2 separate regions of the Homo sapiens genome follow, and region 2 is linked to region 1. A link is an interaction called in ENCODE POLR2A ChIA-PET data of the cell type or tissue named here. Cell type or tissue: B cell. All regions are shown on one strand. Links, peaks and the distances in the headings refer to the core of each region. The heading gives the core; the rest is flanking DNA.

Region 1 (10,087 bases), core at 491-8,490:
CATGAAGCCTGCATTCTTGCCCTCTGCCCCTGGGCCCACCATGTCCTACTACCGAGGCCAGGAGGTCCTGGCACCTGGAGCTGGCTGGCCTGTGGCACCCCAGTACCCTCCCAAGATGGGCCCGGCCAGCTGGTTCCGCCCTATGCGGACTCTGCCCATGGAACCCGGCCCTGGAGGCTCAGAGGGACGGGGACCAGAGGACCAGGGTCCCCCCTTGGTGTGGACTGAGATTGCCCCCATCCGGCCGGAATCCAGTGATTCAGGACTGGGCGAAGGAGACTCTAAGAGGAGGCGCGTGTCCCCCTATCCTTCCAGTGGTGACAGCTCCTCCCCTGCTGGGGCCCCTTCTCCTTTTGATAAGGAAGCTGAAGGACAGTTTTATAACTATTTTCCCAACTGAGCAGATGACATGATGAAAGGAACAGAAACAGTGTTATTAGGTTGGAGGACACCGACTAATTTGGGAAACGGATGAAGGACTGAGAAGGCCCCCGCTCCCTCTGGCCCTTCTCTGTTTAGTAGTTGGTTGGGGAAGTGGGGCTCAAGAAGGATTTTGGGGTTCACCAGATGCTTCCTGGCCCACGATGAAACCTGAGAGGGGTGTCCCCTTGCCCCATCCTCTGCCCTAACTACAGTCGTTTACCTGGTGCTGCGTCTTGCTTTTGGTTTCCAGCTGGAGAAAAGAAGACAAGAAAGTCTTGGGCATGAAGGAGCTTTTTGCATCTAGTGGGTGGGAGGGGTCAGGTGTGGGACATGGGAGCAGGAGACTCCACTTTCTTCCTTTGTACAGTAACTTTCAACCTTTTCGTTGGCATGTGTGTTAATCCCTGATCCAAAAAGAACAAATACACGTATGTTATAACCATCAGCCCGCCAGGGTCAGGGAAAGGACTCACCTGACTTTGGACAGCTGGCCTGGGCTCCCCCTGCTCAAACACAGTGGGGATCAGAGAAAAGGGGCTGGAAAGGGGGGAATGGCCCACATCTCAAGAAGCAAGATATTGTTTGTGGTGGTTGTGTGTGGGTGTGTGTTTTTTCTTTTTCTTTCTTTTTATTTTTTTTGAATGGGGGAGGCTATTTATTGTACTGAGAGTGGTGTCTGGATATATTCCTTTTGTCTTCATCACTTTCTGAAAATAAACATAAAACTGTTGAATGTGCCTGCCTCAGTGCCAGCATGGGGGGACATGGATGGGGACTCAGTTGGGGTTGTACCCAAGCTGGTGTACCCAAGGTGTTCTGTCAGCTTTCATTTATGGGGAACCTGCTAAGACCCTGAAATGACTCCAGCTGAGTTACAGCAAGGCCACATGTCCTACCTTCAGCACTCAGGGGGTTGGTTGATGCTACCTCTTAAGGCATCTTGGGACGGACAGAGAAGAATCCCTTGCCCTGTGTGCACCCTGACATTGAAAGGAGGGGTGTGAGGGCAAGGCCAAGGGCTGGACTGGGAGCGGGGGTGCAGGGCGCTGTGAGGCGGTGGCACTTGATTTTTCTTTGCATTTCTAGCAGCCCTCCACCTTTATCTCTAGGGTTATTCAAGGATTAAAGAAATAAATATAAAATGAGCCATGTGAAATTACCATTTTTGTAGGTCGAAAAGCCAAATATTAGCAATTTTATGTGACTCAAGCTAATACATGTAAAGGGTTTAAGAACATTGCCTGACAAACAGTAAGCACTCACTGTGTAAGCTACTGTTACCAACAGTTTCTAGCTGTTTCTGTCTGTCTTTTTATACACACTGAATTGTGTTTGTAAAATAATACATACTTTTTTTTTTTTTTTTTGAGACAGAGTTTTGCTCTTGTTGCCCAGGCTGGAATGCAATGGTGCGATCTCAGCTCACTGAAACCTTCGCCTCCCAGGTTCAAGTGATTCTCCTGCCTCACCCTCCTGAGTAGCTGGGATTACAGATGTGCACCACCATGCCTGGCTAATTTTTGTATTTTTAGTAGAGACGGTGTTTCGCCATATTGGCCAGGCTGGTCTCGAACTCCTGACGTCAGGTGATCTACCCACCTTGGCTTCCCAAAGTGCTGGGATTACAGGCGTGCGTCACCACACTCAGCCTATACATGCTTCTTTTAAATAATTCAAGCAAGGAAGAAAAGTATAAAGACAACAATAAATTATCTCAAATCTTACCCATCAAGAATTATCATTAACATTAGGTGGGTTAGACAGAAATAGTTTTATAAATTGGAACCATACTGAAAAGGCTTTTTCTTAATGAAAATGGTTAAATTTTAGCTTATAGAATTTAGTCACACACACACACACACACACACACACACACATCAAGACAAGCAAAACCTCTCAAACTCTCAAGTGAAATGAAGGGAGTTGCTAAACTTAAGATAAATTTTTCTTCACTACAAGAAATATTTTCTTGGTTTTTTTTTTTTTTGAGACAGAGTCTCGCTCTGTTGCCCAGGCTGGAGTGCAGTGGCACGATCTCAGCTCACTGCAACCTCCACCTCCTGGGTTCAAGCAGTTCTCCTGCCTCAGCCTCCCGAGTAGCTGAGACTACAGGCGTGTGCCACCACGCCCGGCTTTTTTTGTGTTTTTGGTAGAGACGGGGTTTTCACCATATTAGCCAGGATGGTCTCGATCTCTTGACCTCGTGATCTGTCTGCCTCGGCCTCCCAAAGTGCTAGGATTATAGGCGTGAGCCACCGTGCCCAGGCAAGAAATAGTTTCTAAAAGAACACTCTCAGGCTAAGACAGGTGCTTATAGGAAACATTAAGAAGTTAGAGTTACTATGTTGCCCCACCACAGTCCAGGGTGCACCCCATTCTAATGGGGAAACATCATCATGGGCTTTGGGTAGTTCTCCCAGTTCTGTTTAAGGTCTGGAAAACCTGTTTTTTTTTTTTTTTTTTTTTTGGTCACAGTTCACATCCCATCCTTTTTTGCTCTCTACTCAGAGGCACCTTCTAGTTAGAAGGAAAAAATACGGTGGCATACTTGGCTCCCTTTCCTTTGAATTTGGAATCTCATAATTTTGTAAATGACAGGAGATCTGCCACATTGTGCTCTGTGAGTTCAGATTATTTGTCCCCCTACTCCTACCCCGTGGCTGTCACTTTCTAAAGTTAATGGGTTGGGTCTATTTCCTTTCTTGGAGGAACTGTGGTTGATAATTATAATACTCTTTTCGCTCACCATTTAAAAATGATTTTTGCTCCCTTCATTAGATATGAAGTTAAGTGACTTGTGATCAAGCCATACTTTACCATCTTTTCTAGAAGTCTGACTGCATGTTTTGATGTGGTGTTATTTGACTCATAAAGGTTCATTACTATTATTTCTTCACTATTAGATGTACCTTTTACTGTATATACTGTGTATATATACACATACCACATATATCTATAATATATATAACCTAAATACCACACAACTCAAGATATTTCTTCAAGATTTAAACACCAATAATATCACAACTATATTTCCTCCATCTAATCTCCTGCCTTTCCCTCATAGATAACCAGTATCTTTAATTTTGTGTTTTGCTTTTCTTGCCTTTTATTTGTTATATTTTTTATTTTTATTTTTGTAGAGATAGGGTCTTGCTATGTTGCCCAGGCTGGTCTTGAACTCTTGGGCTCAAGAGATCCTCCCACCTTGGCCTTCCAAAGTGCTGAGATTACAGTCATGAGCCATTGCATCCAGCCCCTTTCTTGCTTCTTAAAATTAAGTGTTAACACTTTATGTAAGTCTAACTACTATGCTATGTAGTTTTACTTGTTTTTAACTTTATAAAATAATATATATGTGTGTGTGTGTATGTATACATACACACATATATGTTTTGATTTTTGACTCAACACTGTTTTTAAGATTCATCCATTTGTGGCAGGTAGCTATGTATTTCATTCATTTTTCACTATTTTATGATATTCCACTATGTGTATGTTTGCTATAATTTACTTATCTATTTTCCTGTTGACAATTTACACATTTTTGTTATTATGAACAGTTTTTAAAATATTTTTAATGTGTCTTCAGGCACACAAGTGCTAAAATTTCTCAAGTCAAGTCTGTATCTAGAAATGGGTAGGGTATGTGAATGTACAATTTAACAAGAGAATGCCAAATTACTTTACCAATTTACACTCTCACCAGTAATGTACAAGAGAACATGTTGAGTTTCTTTCTTTCTTTCAGCAGTAGTAAGGTTGAGCCTTTCTTCATATGTTTTCTAATCATAGGTTTGTAAAATGATTTGTTCATATCTTTCGCTCATATTGCTATTAGAGTATTTGTCTTTTTCTCATTGGTTCTGGTTCTTTATATATTCTTGACTTGATATCAACCATTATTTGGTTATTTATATTGCAATTATCTTCCTCTAGATTATTGTTCCTCTTTTCATTTTCTTTAAAGTGGTTTTCTGATGAACAAAAATTTGTAGTTTTAATGTAGCTAAATTTAACAATTTTACTTTTTTTTTTTTTTTTTAAGAGACAGGGTCTTGTTCTGTCACCCAGGCTAGAATGCAGTGGTGTCATTATAGCTCACTGCAGCTGCAAACTCCTGGCCTCAAGTGATCCTTCCACTCAGCCTCCCCAGTAGTTAGGACTACAGGCATATGCCACCATGCATGGCTAATTTAAATTTTTTCTGTAGCGATGAGGTCTCGCTATGTCACCCAAGCTCATCTTGAACTCCTGACCTCAAGTGACCCTCTCGCCTTGACCTCCCAAAGTGTTGGGGTGGCATGAGCCACCACACCTGGCCAACATTTTATAGTTAGTACTTTTCCTTGTCTCATTTAAGAAAACTTTTTCTGCTTGAGGGTTAGAAAGATATTCATCTGTATTTTTTTTTCCATAGGATTTGAAGTTTTGCATTTGACATTTAATTCCTTTTAGTGTTTGGTGTGAAGGATTCATTTTTGTTTTCGTTTTCCAATTTTTCCTGTTTGTTTTTGTTGAATAGTCTTTCTTTTGCCCATGGTAGTAGTCTCACATACTACTTCTGGTAGAGCAACGTCCTCTTTTTAAAGTTTCTTCTTCTGAAGTGCTTTGACTATGCCTAGCTCTTTGCCCTTCTATATGATATATATAATAACTTGGAAATTTTCATAACAACCAGACTGAGATTTTTATTGAGGTTGGACTAAATCTATTGTTCGATTTGAGAGAAGAGATAACTTTGTGATATTGTCTTTCTATGCATGAACATGGGATATTTCTTCATTTATTTAGGTCATCTTTAAGGTTCTTTAGCAAAGTTTTCCAATTTGTAGGTGTAGGACTTTTATATCTTTTGTTAAATTTATTCTTGGGTATTTCTTTTTTTCTCTGTAAAAGGCATATTTTAAAATATATGTTTCCTAGCTGTTTGTTACTAGTTTGCAGAATTACAATTGATTTTTGTATATTGATCATGAGATCCAGCCATGTTGCTAAAGTCTTTTATTATTTTGGGGGAATTTCCTATAACTTCTTTAGAGCTATCTCTGTGGCCAATCATATTATTTGAAAAAATGAGAGTTTTAGCCGGGCATGACGGCGGGCGCCTGTAGTCCCAGCTACTCAGGAGGCTGAGGCAGGAGAATGGCATGAACCCGGGAGGCGGAGCTTGCAGTGAGCCAAGATCGCACCGCTGCACTACAGCCTGGGTGACAGAGCGAGACTCTGTCTCAAAAAAAAAAAAAAAGAGAGTAAAAAAAATGAGAGTTTTATTTCCTTGTTTCTAATCATTATGCTTCTAATTTATTTTCCTTATCTTATTCGACTGGTCATAACCTCAAGTGCTGGTTTTTTGTCTTTTGGGGGATGGTTTCTTTCACTATTTTTTGACCCCACCTCTGATGGGGTCTCACTCCGTCACTCAGGTTGGAGTACAATGGTGTGATCATAGCTCACTGCAGCATTGAACTTCTGGGTTCAAGTGATGCTTCTGCCTCAGCCTCCCAAATAGCTAGGACTACAGATGTGCACATTATGAAGCCTAGCTAATTAAAATTTTTTTTTTTTTTTTTTTTTTTGTAGAAACAGGGCCTAGTTATATTGTCCAGGCTGCTCTTGAACTCTTGGCTTCAAGTGATCCTCCTGCATTGGCCTCCCAAAGCACTGGGATTAGAAGAGTGAGCTGCCATGCTCAGCTCAGTTTTCCCCTATTTATTACACTTTTTTTTCCTTTTACTTGTTTGCATTTCTATAATTTATTTATTTTAGTGGCTTATCTATACATTTTAATAAGTATATTTAATAATGAATGATGTTTTATCCTCCCTTCTCGTCAGTAAGATAATTTTAGATCACTTTAATTCTGATCTTCCTCCTTCTGACTTACTGTTCCTCCTTCTGACTTACTAATAAAAACTTACTTCCTTCTTCTGACTTATTGATAACTCTTATATTATCATTTTAGTAGCCATTCTAATAACCTTTTTTCATTCATGTTTTTCTCCTCTCAACTTACTCATTTCAGTTCTTTCTTTTTTTAACCCCTAAAAATTAGACTCCTTTATTATTTTATTGAGACTATGCTTTGTCTGGACTTACCTTTATGTTACCATTCTTTTTGTTCATTTTCCCTTTTTTGCATTTCTCTTTTTTGGGGGATCATTTACCTATATCTTTAAATCCTTTATAAGTTCTTTTAGAGAAGTTCTCTTTGTAAACTTCCCCTGGGCTTGTTTCTTATAAATGTTATCATTTTCCCTATTGGTATTGAGTGATTGTTTTGCTGAATACACAATTTTGGGTGAATAGTATTTTATTTATTTATTTATTTTTTTTTTTGAGGTGAAGTCGTACTCATTGTGTCACCCAGGTTGAAGTGCAGTGGCACGATCTCGGCTCACTGCAACCTCTGCCTCCCAGGTTCAAGTGATTCTCCTGACTCAGCCTCCTGAGTAGCTGGGATTACAGGCATCCACCACCATGTCTGGCTAATTTTTTTTATTTTTTTTTTTATTTTTAGTAGAGATGGGGTTTCACCATGTTGGCCAGGCTGGTCTTGAACTCCCGACCTCAAGTGATCTGCTCGCCTTGGCCTCCTGAAGTGCTGGGATTACAGGCATGAGCCACTGCACCCAGCCTTTTCTTATCATTTTATATGAGTAATTCCACTGTCTTCTGGCTTCATTGTTGTGAGATCTGCTGCTATTCTAATTATCATTCTTTGTTAGGTCTTCTGTGTTTTTTCTCTGCTTTCCAGATCTTCTATTTATATTCATGCCCTAAAGATTCACTACGATGTGAGAAGGCATGATTTTATTTTTCCTTATCCTATTTGGGATACATTGTGTTTCATGGATCTTTGCATTCATCATTTTCATGAGCTCTGAAAATTCTCAGTCATCATCTCTTTAAATATTGCTTCTTTCTATTCTCTCCAATTTCATCCTTTAGGACTCCAATCAGATGGGTGTCTTTTTTTTTTTTTTTTTTGACAGGGTCTGGCTCTGTTGCCCAGGCTGGAGTGCGGTGGCACTTTCTTGGCTCACTGCAACCTCCACCTCCTGGGCTTAAGCCATCCTCCCACCTCAACCTCCTGAGTAGCTGGGACTACAGGCATGCACGACCATACCTAGCTAATTAAAAGAAATTTTTTGTGTGTGTGTGGAGACAGGGTCTCGCTATGTTGCCTAGGTTGGTCTTAAACTCTGGGCTCAAGCGATCTTCCCACTTTGGTTTCCCAAAGTGCTGGGATTACAGGTGTGAACCATGTTTATCCTTATAATTGCATTATTTGTTTTTGTAAACATTCTATACCTAGCTATTCTGTATTTTCAACATCTGCTGTCCTTGTAGGGGGTGATGATAGGGTTGTTGTCTAAATCTGTTGTTTCTTCTGATTCTCAATGATAGTGGGTTTGCCTTCTTCCTTGCTTGGTGGTCTTCTTTCTTTGTTTATTAAATTTTGCTAAAGAAAATCTTCAAGGAGTCTTTAGGCAATAACACTTCTGAGTATTTAACATGTCTTTATTTTACTTACACATGTGAGTGATAGCTTGACCCAGTATAAAAGTCTAGGTTGAAATCACTTTCTCTCAGAATTTTTTTTCTTAAAGACCAGTATGATAGTACTCTCAGATTTTTTTTTTTCCTGAGATGGAGTCTCAGTCGCTCTGTTGCCCAGGCAAGAGTGCAATGGTGCCCTCTCGGCTCACTGCAACCACTGCCTCCTGGGTTCAAGTGATTCTCCTGCCTCAGCCACTGGAGTAGCTGGGATTAGAGGTGTACGCCACCACGCCTGGCTAATTTTTATATTTTTAGTAGAGATGCGGTTTCACCATGCTGGCCAGGCTGGTCTCGAACTCCTGGCTTCAAGTGACCCACCTGCCTTGGCCTCCCAGAGTGCTGGGATTACAGGCATGAACCATCGCACCTGCCCTACTTACAGAATTTTTAAAGCATTTTTTTCATTGTCACTTAGTTTTTAGTATTGCTCTTAAGAAGTCTGATGCCATTTTGATTCATGATCCTTTTTGGTAGGTTTTTAGATCCTCTCTTGCTTCCCAGTGTTTTAAACATTCTGTATTATATACCTTGGTCTGAAGCCCTTTTTCATTTGCTATTCTGGCACACCCAATGAGAACTATCAACCCAGAAACGCTGTTCTTCATTCTTAGAAAGTGTCTCTTCCTTGCTGGTTCAGTGGCTCATGCCTGTAATCCCAGCACTTTGGGAGGCTGAGGCGAGCAGATCACTTGAGGTCAGGAGTTCAAGACCAGCCTGGCCAACGTGGCAAAACTCTGTCTCTACAAAAGTACAAAAATTAGCCGGGCGTGGTGATGCATGCCTGTAATCCCAGTCACTCAGGAGGCTGAGGCAGGAGAATCGCTTGAACCCAGGAGGCGGAAGTTCCAGTGAGCCAAGATTGCACCATTGCACTCCAGCCTGGGCGAATGAGTGAGACACTGTCTCAAAAAGAAAGAAAGTTTCTCTTCCTTTTTAAAAAACATTTTTCATATTTTTAATTTTTTTTTTTTTTTTTTTTTTTTTTAGAGATGAAGTCTCACTATGTTGGTCAGGTTGGTCTTGAACTCCTGGCCAAAAAATTCTTCAAGCAAGAGCATACTTCCTCCCAGAGAGCTGGTTTACTACCACACCACTGGGAGCTGATTTATTAGGCTGGGGCCCCCACAATGTTAGTGTGTAGAGATATGAGTTCTCCTAAAGAGACTTTTCCAAATTTCTTACCAGCTGACTGGAGAATATTGTAGGAGTGAAATATGAGAAGAGAAACCGAGGGGCTAATTTTTTTCTTTTGCAAGCTTTCACTTACATTTTCTTCTTCCAGCTTTGCCTCACCCTTCCTAGACACTGTCTTTGGTATCCCCAAGTCCCATGTCTTTTTCTTTCATTTTCTTTAGAATGACACTCTATACTTCTAGGTGGTAGTGGTAGTGAAATAGTTATTTTGTTGCTCAGGGCGGGAAGCAGTCATGGGCATCTTGATACATCTGATTTCAGACTTTTAGCCAATCCACCAATTGTCAGTACCATGCCTCAATCCCAGCTTCCACTGTGCCAAGTTCTGAGCCTCTTAAGCATTCTTTCGGGCTAAATCAGTTCACTCATTGTTAATCCTGTTTGTAGACACTGTGGGCTATAGCTCCATGTTGCTTAATCATGCACTACTCCTCCGTCTGCTTTCTAGTTTCCAAAAACTTGTTGAAATGTATTGTCTGGTTCCTTTTCCTCTGCTGTTCTCTTTGTTCCTGTGGTTTCATACATTTGAAAAATTCCTATATTATCATTTTAGTAACCAATACACAATTTTTTTTTTTTGAGACAGAGTCTCGCTCTGTCGCCCAGACTAGAGTGCAGTGGTGCAATCTCGGCTCACTGCAGCCTCTGCCTCCTGAATTCAAGCGATTCTCCTGCCTCAGCCTCCTGAGTAGTTGGGATTACAGGTGCGCACCACCATGCCCGGCTAATTTTTGTAGTTTTAGCTGAGACGGGGTTTCACCATGTTGGTCAGGCTGGTCTCGAACTCCTGACCTTGTCATCTGCCCGCCTCGGCCTCCCAAAGTGCTGGGATTACAGGCATGAGCCACCGCGCCCGGCCCAAATATACAAATTTTAACCTAAACACTCTTCATCAATTTTGAATGGA
Region 2 (8,012 bases), core at 1-8,000, 200 kb after region 1:
TGACTCTCACTCAGACTCAGCCCCTCATGCTGTTTGCTGCCATTATAACTTGCAACTTTCTTTTTTGTCTTCTTCTTCAGTTTGTAACTGAGCATTTGTTTGGGTGATTATGTAACTGATATTTGTCTCCTCTGCTCAACAGTAAGCTCTGTAGGAGTGGAGGCTGCTCTGTTTTATCTCTGCTGTATCCCCCGCACGTCTCCTGTTGTCAGACCCAGAGTGGGCACTTCGCGTGCATTCAATGAATGAATCCAAAATGAGTAAACCTCCCTGAGTCCATGCCAGCCAAGCATGCATTTCTCAAGACTCACAAATCTGTGGGTGAGAGAAATCACCCAGTCTCACTTTGGAGTCCGACTGGCTTAAACTTAGCTCCACCACTTCCTGCAGGAACTTGGGCACGTGACTTAGCCTGTCTCTGTGTCTGTGACAATAGGCCTACTTTTGAGGGTTTAAATGAGCTCTTACGGTGGGTGCATCTGCTGTGGGCCTGCGCACTACAGCTCTCCTGCCTTTTCCCTGCATGCCGGAGGCCTCCTCTCCCTGTCCTGATGGCTGGCTGTGGATTCTCTTTTACTTCTAGGACTCTAATCCCTTTGCTTCCCTTGTCTTCTACTGGGAGCCACTTAACCGTCAGGTGAGTGAATTTTCCCAGGACAGCCTGGGATGGGCTGGGTTGGCAGGGCCTGAGTTTATGGCTACGTCTAGCGAAGGTCCCCAGACTGGGCAAACATCCCAGCTGGGCACTCTGCCTCTAAAATAGCCCTCAGTTAGTTGGAGCCAAGAGTGGTGGGGCAGCCGATCGAACAGAGAGGAACGGGGCCTGTGCTGGTAGGGAGGGCAGGTGGCATTTAATGCCATTCACCCAGAGCCATCCCTGAGCAGGTGCGTGTGGAAGGCCCTGTGAAGAAACTGCCTGAGGAGGAGGCTGAGTGCTACTTCCACTCCCGCCCCAAGAGCAGCCAGATTGGGGCTGTGGTCAGCCACCAGAGTTCTGTGATCCCTGATCGGGAGGTGAGTGGAGCTCCGCTGTAGTCCTCCAGGTGGTGGAGGCTTTGGCTTATCCCCAGAAGCTGTCCCCAGGAGATGCCAGGAGATGTCCCCAGGAGATGTCCTCTCTCTCCAGCCCAGTGAAAACAGTGAAAAGGACAGTGAGAAGGGAAAGTGGGGGTAGGGAGAGGGGAAATAGGCCTCCTCTGTCCATCTGGCCATCCTGTTGACTGCTCCTGGAGGACAGAGGCCAGTCTGCTCTGCTCACCCATGTCCCCAGCACATATCCCCAGGAAGTCCTTGTTAATGAATCATTGACTGGGCCTGGCCCTTCTTCTAACTCTTCCCCCTGGACAGTATCTGAGAAAGAAAAATGAGGAACTGGAACAGCTCTACCAGGATCAAGAGGTGCCCAAGCCAAAATCCTGGTGAGTGACATCTGGTAGTCCTCTAGAAAGGGACACCAGGCCCCTGTGTTTACTTGAAGCCACCTGCCTGGGGAATCACAGATCTCCTCCTCCCTGGCCACCCTTGTCAGATGCATCCCAGCAACTTCCTTCAAGAGGCCCTGGGATGAGGGGTGAGGGTGGGAGAGTGACCTGGCTAGAAAACTCCACAGAGCACTGAAACCTCTGCTTCTCCTTATAGGGGTGGCTATGTCCTGTACCCTCAGGTGATGGAGTTCTGGCAAGGTCAAACCAACCGCCTGCATGACCGGATAGTCTTTCGGCGGGGCCTACCCACAGGAGATTCCCCTTTGGGGCCCATGACCCACCGCGGGGAGGAAGACTGGCTCTATGAGAGACTTGCACCTTAACTCTGGGACCTGCTGGCCCAGAGTGGAGCTAGGGCTAGGTGTCAAGAGAGGGTGTGGGATTGGGACCCAGGCCCTTCTTTCTAAACTCAACCCATTTCCCTCCCTACCCCTTATCTTCAGGACTCTTCAGAGCTAATCCTCTAAGTTCTCTGTACTCAGTTGGTTCTCAGTTAGCTGGTCAAGTGGAGTGTAATGGTGGCGTAGAGAATCACAAATGGAAAATAATTCCATAATTATTTTTTTGACCTTGCCTATGATTGATTAGGATAGCTCCCTCTAGGGGTAGCAGCCGGTGTGACTCCCTTTCTGGTGACAGACAGGGCCCCAGCAGCCCTGTCTGTTACCATGTGAGTCATACTGGCCAAAGCTTAGTCCTAGCATATGCACCTGAGCCAACCTGGCCAATCAGATTGTTTTGTCAATAATTTGAAATTTGAACTGGAGAGATCCAGAACCTTGGGAGTCATTAAAGCCAAGTCATTCATAGCAGCCAGGAAACAATAGGAACCAAAAGCCTCTGCCTGCTGCTATTGCAATTCCCAGGATCTCTCCTTCCCTGGATCCCTCCCTCCCAGGTCTGGGCTGTGCAGTTCCTCCCCCTGCCTTAAAACACCCCACTATCTCTGTAAAGTCTCTCTCTCTCTTTTTTTTTTTTTTACTTAATCTAGCTAGAATCTATTTCTGTTGATTACAACTTAACTAACTCATTTACGGATAGGACTTTTTTTTTTCTTTTTTTCTTTTTTCTTTTCTTTTTTTTTTTTGAGATGGAGTCTCACTCTGTCACCCAGGCTGGAGTGCAGTGGTGTGATCTTGGCTCACTGCAACCTCTGCCTCCCAGGTTCAAGCAATTCTCCTGCCTCAGCCTCCCAAGTAGCTGGGACTACAGGCACACGCCACCACACCCAACTAATTTTTGTATTTTTAGTAGAGATGGGGTTTCACCATGTTGGCCAGGATTGTCTCCATCTCTTGACCTTGTGATCCACCCACCTCAGCCTCCCAAAGTGCTGGGATTACAGGCATGAGCCACCACACCCAGCGAGACGGGGTTTCATTATGTTGGCCAGGCTGGTCTCCAACTCCTGACCTAAAGTGATCTGCCCGCCTTGGCCTCCCAAAGTGCTGGGATTACAGACATGAGCCACCACGCTTGGCCGGGATAGTATATTTTTATAGCACTTCCCCTACTGATTGCTGCCTTCTCTGTGGCTACAAGGGACCCACAGAATTACAGGGAAGTTACAGGGAAGCAGGTTTCATCTCAATATTGGGAGAGATTTCAAACAATCACACCTGCCTGAGAAGGAGTGGGCTGTCACTAGGAATTTTTATTCCCAGTCCGTCAGGAATTTTGTAGAAGGGCTTCATGTGCTGGTACCAATAGGACAGGAAGATTTTAATCAGCTTTACTATCTATGTTTTTTTATGGAAACTGTGTGTATGTATACATACATTTTCCAAAAAGAAAAATTAAATGATTATAGAGATTATGTTTTTCAGACTACTCACGTATCTGCTTTTCTTACTCCCCACCTCTGCTGATAATTCCTAGTTCATTGGTTTTTCCCCCACACTGGAATTACCTGGGGAGCTTAAAAAACCCTGATGCCTGGGTCCCACCCTCAGAGATGATTGAACCAGCCTGGCCAGCATGGCAAAACCCTGTCTCTACTATGATATGAATGCAGCCTGGGCACTGGGAAATTTAAAAACTCCCCAGATAATTCTGTGCAGCCAAGGTTGAGACCTCCTAGTCTAGAGCTTTGCTATACACAGGGTGGTCCACAAGCCAGGAGCATCAGCATCACTTGGCAGCGCCTTAGAGATTCAGACCCCAGACCCACTGAATCTGACCCTGCATTTTCACTAGACCCCAGGTGATCAGCTGCACTAGACTCAACCTCTAAACCAAGACCTCCCACCCTCACAGTCTATGATCCTTTAGTGACCCTCAGCTGAGTCCTGTGCTGAACTGTGTTTGTTCTCCTTGAGCACATGCCCGCTAACCAGGGACAGACTGGATGAGCAAGCAACCTGCTGGCTATGGAGAAGAGCCAGGCTGGGTAAATGTTTGCTGTGACTAAGCCAGGATCAAAGAACTGCCTGTTGCTTGCACTGGCTGGCACTGAGCTTGCCACTCTGTGAACTGTGCTTCCTTCCCCTGCATGGACCTGTGCCTCAGTCACTATTATCCGCAGGCCTTCTCCAAGGGCAGCCCTCTCCTTGTTTATCCCTCTTAAGCCTGCGTGCAGGAAGGCACATTAACCCTGTGGCCCCCTGCAGGCAGGAGGGTGTTGGGTGCCCTTACCTACCTTGCCCTTTTTCTTGTACCGTAGGCTGTGCCGTTTATGAGTAAGTGATGTGTGTCTGTGTGTGTGTCTAGAAGTGCTGCACTCACCTTGTGTTATTGGAGGTTGTGTAACCCCCTAGCTTTGAGCCTGGTCTCAGATGTTCCTTTTCCGTTCTCTGTCCAGCCGTTACCGCCCCCAGTCTGTAATAAAAGCCTATCAGCCGTGCACTTTATTGATGTTCAACCCGGCCTGGTCTCCCTCAACCCCCAAGGAGGGGACTTGGGGAATTTAAGCAACTTTCCTGTCCCCTCACTTCTCTGCACCTTGTAGGCAGTACGTCCAGTAGGGGGAGCCCGCCGCCCAAGGTCGGCCCCTTCCGGGCAGTGAAAGCAACTTCTAGCCGGCCTCCCCCTTCATCGGCTTGGGCCGCGTCCCAGTGAAACTGTGGTCGATAACCCGTAGCCTCTCCCGGTTGCCGCACATATTTGCGCTCTCGGTTCCTCCTCTTCCCCTGTTCTCATGAAAACTTGCAGCTGCCTCGCTCTGCTTCCCTGGGCATCCAGATCTCCCTTTGGCTTCTAGTACCTACCCCACATCCATCTGGCCACCCAGCTTAGAAACATATGTGGACTTTACCTAGAAGATGGAGCCGGGGTCAGTATGCAAGGGGCAGAGGGGCTGTGGATACTCTCACCCAGAGGGGTAATGGTGATACTGGAGGAGTTGGCAGTACAGTGCCAGTATTATCTAGAACCTTAGGTTGGTGGCCCAGGGGCCATCCTTATCCCCCACCTCAGGGAAACCGAGAATGGGCGGATGTGGGAGATACCTGTAGTCTAGGGTCTTAGGGGACACTCAGCTTCAAAGCTGGTTGGCTTTATCCATCTGCTTCCAGAGTTTGTCCAGCCCCCTCGAGTGATGCTCACCTCCCAGGATCCTAAGACCCAGACGTTGCTCCCTCCCCTCCCAACTTCCCCTTCTGCAGAAGGTGTCTGTGCTTTTCTTTGTTCTGAGCTTCAGTTTCCTGTCCCTGTAGCAGATGAGAATCAAGAGTGGAAGGTGGCTGTGTGGGACAGTGGTCACATGTACAAGCTGGCTCTGGCTTCAGTCCCAGCTGTACCAATGCCAGCGCCTGGCCCCCAGGGTGAGTGATTTAACCTCTAAGCCTCAGCCAACTTGTCTGAAAAATGGGGATAATGACAGCACCTGTCTCAGGTGATGATAGGATTAAATGAACAACCTTAGGGAGGACTTGTTCTAGGGGCTGCCTGCCTTAAGCACCCTATAAATGTTAGCTATTAACACTGGGCAGGGCTGCGGTGTAGGGAAAGTCTGAGATCCTCTGTGGAGGCCTCATGGATTGAGTAATTGGTGAGACCCTAGAAAGTTCTGTGTAGTGGGACGGGGTAGGGGAAAGAGGCTTTGGGTAAGGCAGCACCCCTGAGCCTGACTTCCATCCCTCCAGCTCCTGGTCTCCCTTACTCATCATTTGAGGTCCCCCTGGCTGGGACGAGGCACCTAACAAAGCCTCCCTTGTATAGGTCTGTTTGTTTCACTAATAAATTCCCTGAGCAACAGCTCCTGGGGTGGGGTGGCCCAGCAGCCTGCCAGGAGCTGACCTGGAAGCCGCAGGACCACATTGTTTAGTGGCCACCTTGGTCTCTCCCTGTATTTCTACCACGAGCTCCAGAGATTTGGCCAACATTTTTTTAGTTCCCAGCTCTTATGGCTTGAGAAAGAGCTGGACCTAACCTCATAAAGTGACAGCTTTCTCTCCTCTTTCTTATTTATTTATTTATTTATTTTTGAGACGGAGTTTTGCTCTTGTTGCCCAGGCTGGAGTGCAATAGAGCTATCTCGGCTCACCGCAACCTCGGCCTCCTGGGTTCAAGCAATTCTCCTGCCTCAGCCTTCCAAGTAGCTGGGATTACAGGTATGTGCCACCACACTTGGCTAATTTTGTATTTTTAGTAGAGACGGGGTTTCTCCATGTTGGCCAGGCTGGTCTTGAACTCCCAACCTCAGGTGATCTGCCTGCCTCAGCCTCCCAAAGTGCTGGGATTACAGGCATGAGCCACCGTGCCAAGCATCTCTTATTTATTAATTTTTTTTTTCCCCTAGAGATAAGACCTAGTTCTGTCACCCAGGTGGTAGTGCAGTGCCACAATCATGGCTCACTGTCGTCTTGAACTCCTGGACTCAAGCAACCCTCCCACCTCAGCCTCCCAAGTAGATAGGACTACAGGCATGTGCCACCACAGTCAGCTACTTTTTGTTTGTTGGTTGGTTTTTTTTTAGACATGGGGTCTCTCTATGTTGCCTAGGCTGGTCTCAAACTCCTGGGCTCAAGCAGTCCTCCCACCTCAGCCCCCAAAGTGCTAGGATTACAGGCCTGAGCCACTATACCCACCTTCTCCTTTTTCTTAAACCAAAGCTGTGGGGTATGGTGGAGTTCCTTATAAAGGAAGGGGGAAGGAAACCAGTATTAAACTGAGCACTTACTATGGGACCTCTCATAGGCCACTTAATACTGACCACTCCCTATGAGATAGGTATTATTTCAGCCCCCTTTTACAGAAGAGGAAACTGAGGCTCAGAGTACAAGCAAATGTTCCCAAGGTCACCCAGCTACTAAGGGGTAGAGCCCGAGTTTGAATCTTAATCCCAAACCAAACCACTGAAACTTTGGGGTCAATCACCAAAGGTCTGCCCTACTCTCTTAGAGCACCTGACGGGCTCTCTGTTGACTGGAGAGAACTGACCACTGAGGTGTAACTAGCTCCTTCTGCTGCCCCATCCCCATACTAAGGCTAGTTTGATGGTAAAAATTAGTGACCCAGTTCCTACATTGTCACACCTGGGAACCCTTCCTGAAGCTTGAAAGGAACAGTTTGAGCACAAAGGTCCACTTTACTTACATGAAGGAACATAAAGGCATGAGAAACAGTCATCTCAATAAATGCAAGACATGAGCATAAAAGAGGTTCTCTGCCTTTCCAGCGTTGTTATTACAGAGAGAAACCTACAATTATTTTGTTAAACAAAATTCAAGGCTCCAGGACTCATCTCTGGAGCTGATATGTCTTAAATACTATTATAGTAGGAAAGGGAGAGGAGAAAATTCCCCACCCACTCCCCCGATTTGGCCCGTGTAGCTTCCCTTTGAGGGTGTGTGACTTGCCATCTGCAAAAGTCATGGCCAAAACAGGAACTAACAGGCCAAACTACCATCAATCTAGTCTTCTACAGCACCCTAACAGAGTGCCAGGGTCCTCTGTCCCCTCCGCACCTGAGGGCAAAGTTCCAGGAAGTTTACTGCCGGTGTTAGGAGGTGAGCTCAAGTTCAGTGTCTCTGCCTCTGGCTCCACAGAAACCAGCCCCTATCACGTGGCTTCTGGAAAATGTGCCCTCCTCAGGATTGGTCCAGGGAGTAGTCACAGGTAGAGAAAGTAAAGGGAGCAGCAATTGAAACTCGCCCTTGACCCTGTGTCCAGTAAGGAGGTGAAGTCTGTCTGGCTCACTCTCTCCATTCCCTGCCATGCCCACCTCCCTGCTGGCCCTGCCATTGCTTCAAGGAGGGCTGTTCCTCCTGGGTGAGACTTTTCACTCTTGAACTAGAGTGCCTTTGTATGTGGTCAGGGGGAGGGTGGAGGACCCTGGGATCTCCCAGGCCTTACAAAAGTGGCGGCACATAAATACAAACCTAAAAAACAGCCATTTCCTGCCAGCAGGTATCAACTGGCCCCACAGCTTCAGCTATGGCCAAAGAGGCCAGCGTGGCAAGGTCCTGTCTCAGATCTGGCTGATGGCAGGGAGCCAAGAGGTGCTAGCACCCTCCTCAGCCCTTCACTTTGATGACCGTCCTTCCTCGTGATCATCAAAGAGGTTAGGGTTCTCTGCCAGCGTGGCTC

The links. ChIA-PET counts read pairs that join two places held together with the same protein. Peaks named below come from ENCODE experiments on the same cell type or tissue, not always from the same donor. Only the 100,000 strongest peaks of a DNase experiment are listed, where the experiment ranks them.
Region 2: POLR2A ChIA-PET joins it to region 1 with 10 read pairs; 4 of 35 experiments call an interaction of 5 or more read pairs at or near these places.

The regions. Positions count from the first base shown.
Region 1 is chr17:47,744,967-47,755,053 of GRCh38, forward strand. TBX21 (T-box transcription factor 21) reads left to right here. Exons shown (of 6, transcript NM_013351.2): 6 at 1-1,156. The coding sequence ends at 400. Among named protein-coding and RNA genes, the nearest start is that of TBX21, 17 kb to the left of the region's middle. In B cell, for the core only: no CTCF peak of the experiment used is centred there; no DNase peak of the experiment used is centred there.
Region 2 is chr17:47,944,976-47,952,987 of GRCh38, forward strand. It overlaps PNPO (pyridoxamine 5'-phosphate oxidase), which reads left to right. Exons shown (of 7, transcript NM_018129.4): 4 at 584-637; 5 at 886-1,014; 6 at 1,348-1,418; 7 at 1,639-4,333. The coding sequence ends at 1,807. It overlaps PRR15L (proline rich 15 like), which reads right to left. Exons shown (of 2, transcript NM_024320.4): 2 at 6,992-8,012. The coding sequence ends at 7,948. Among named protein-coding and RNA genes, the nearest start is that of PNPO, 7.4 kb to the left of the region's middle. RefSeq lists an enhancer at 5,074-5,303. In B cell, for the core only: CTCF peaks have their summits at 2,077 (motif pointing left), 2,278, 4,449 (motif pointing right) and 4,651; DNase peaks (open chromatin) are centred at 2,106, 4,476 and 5,096; H3K4me3 peaks cover 750 bases; H3K27ac peaks cover 913 bases.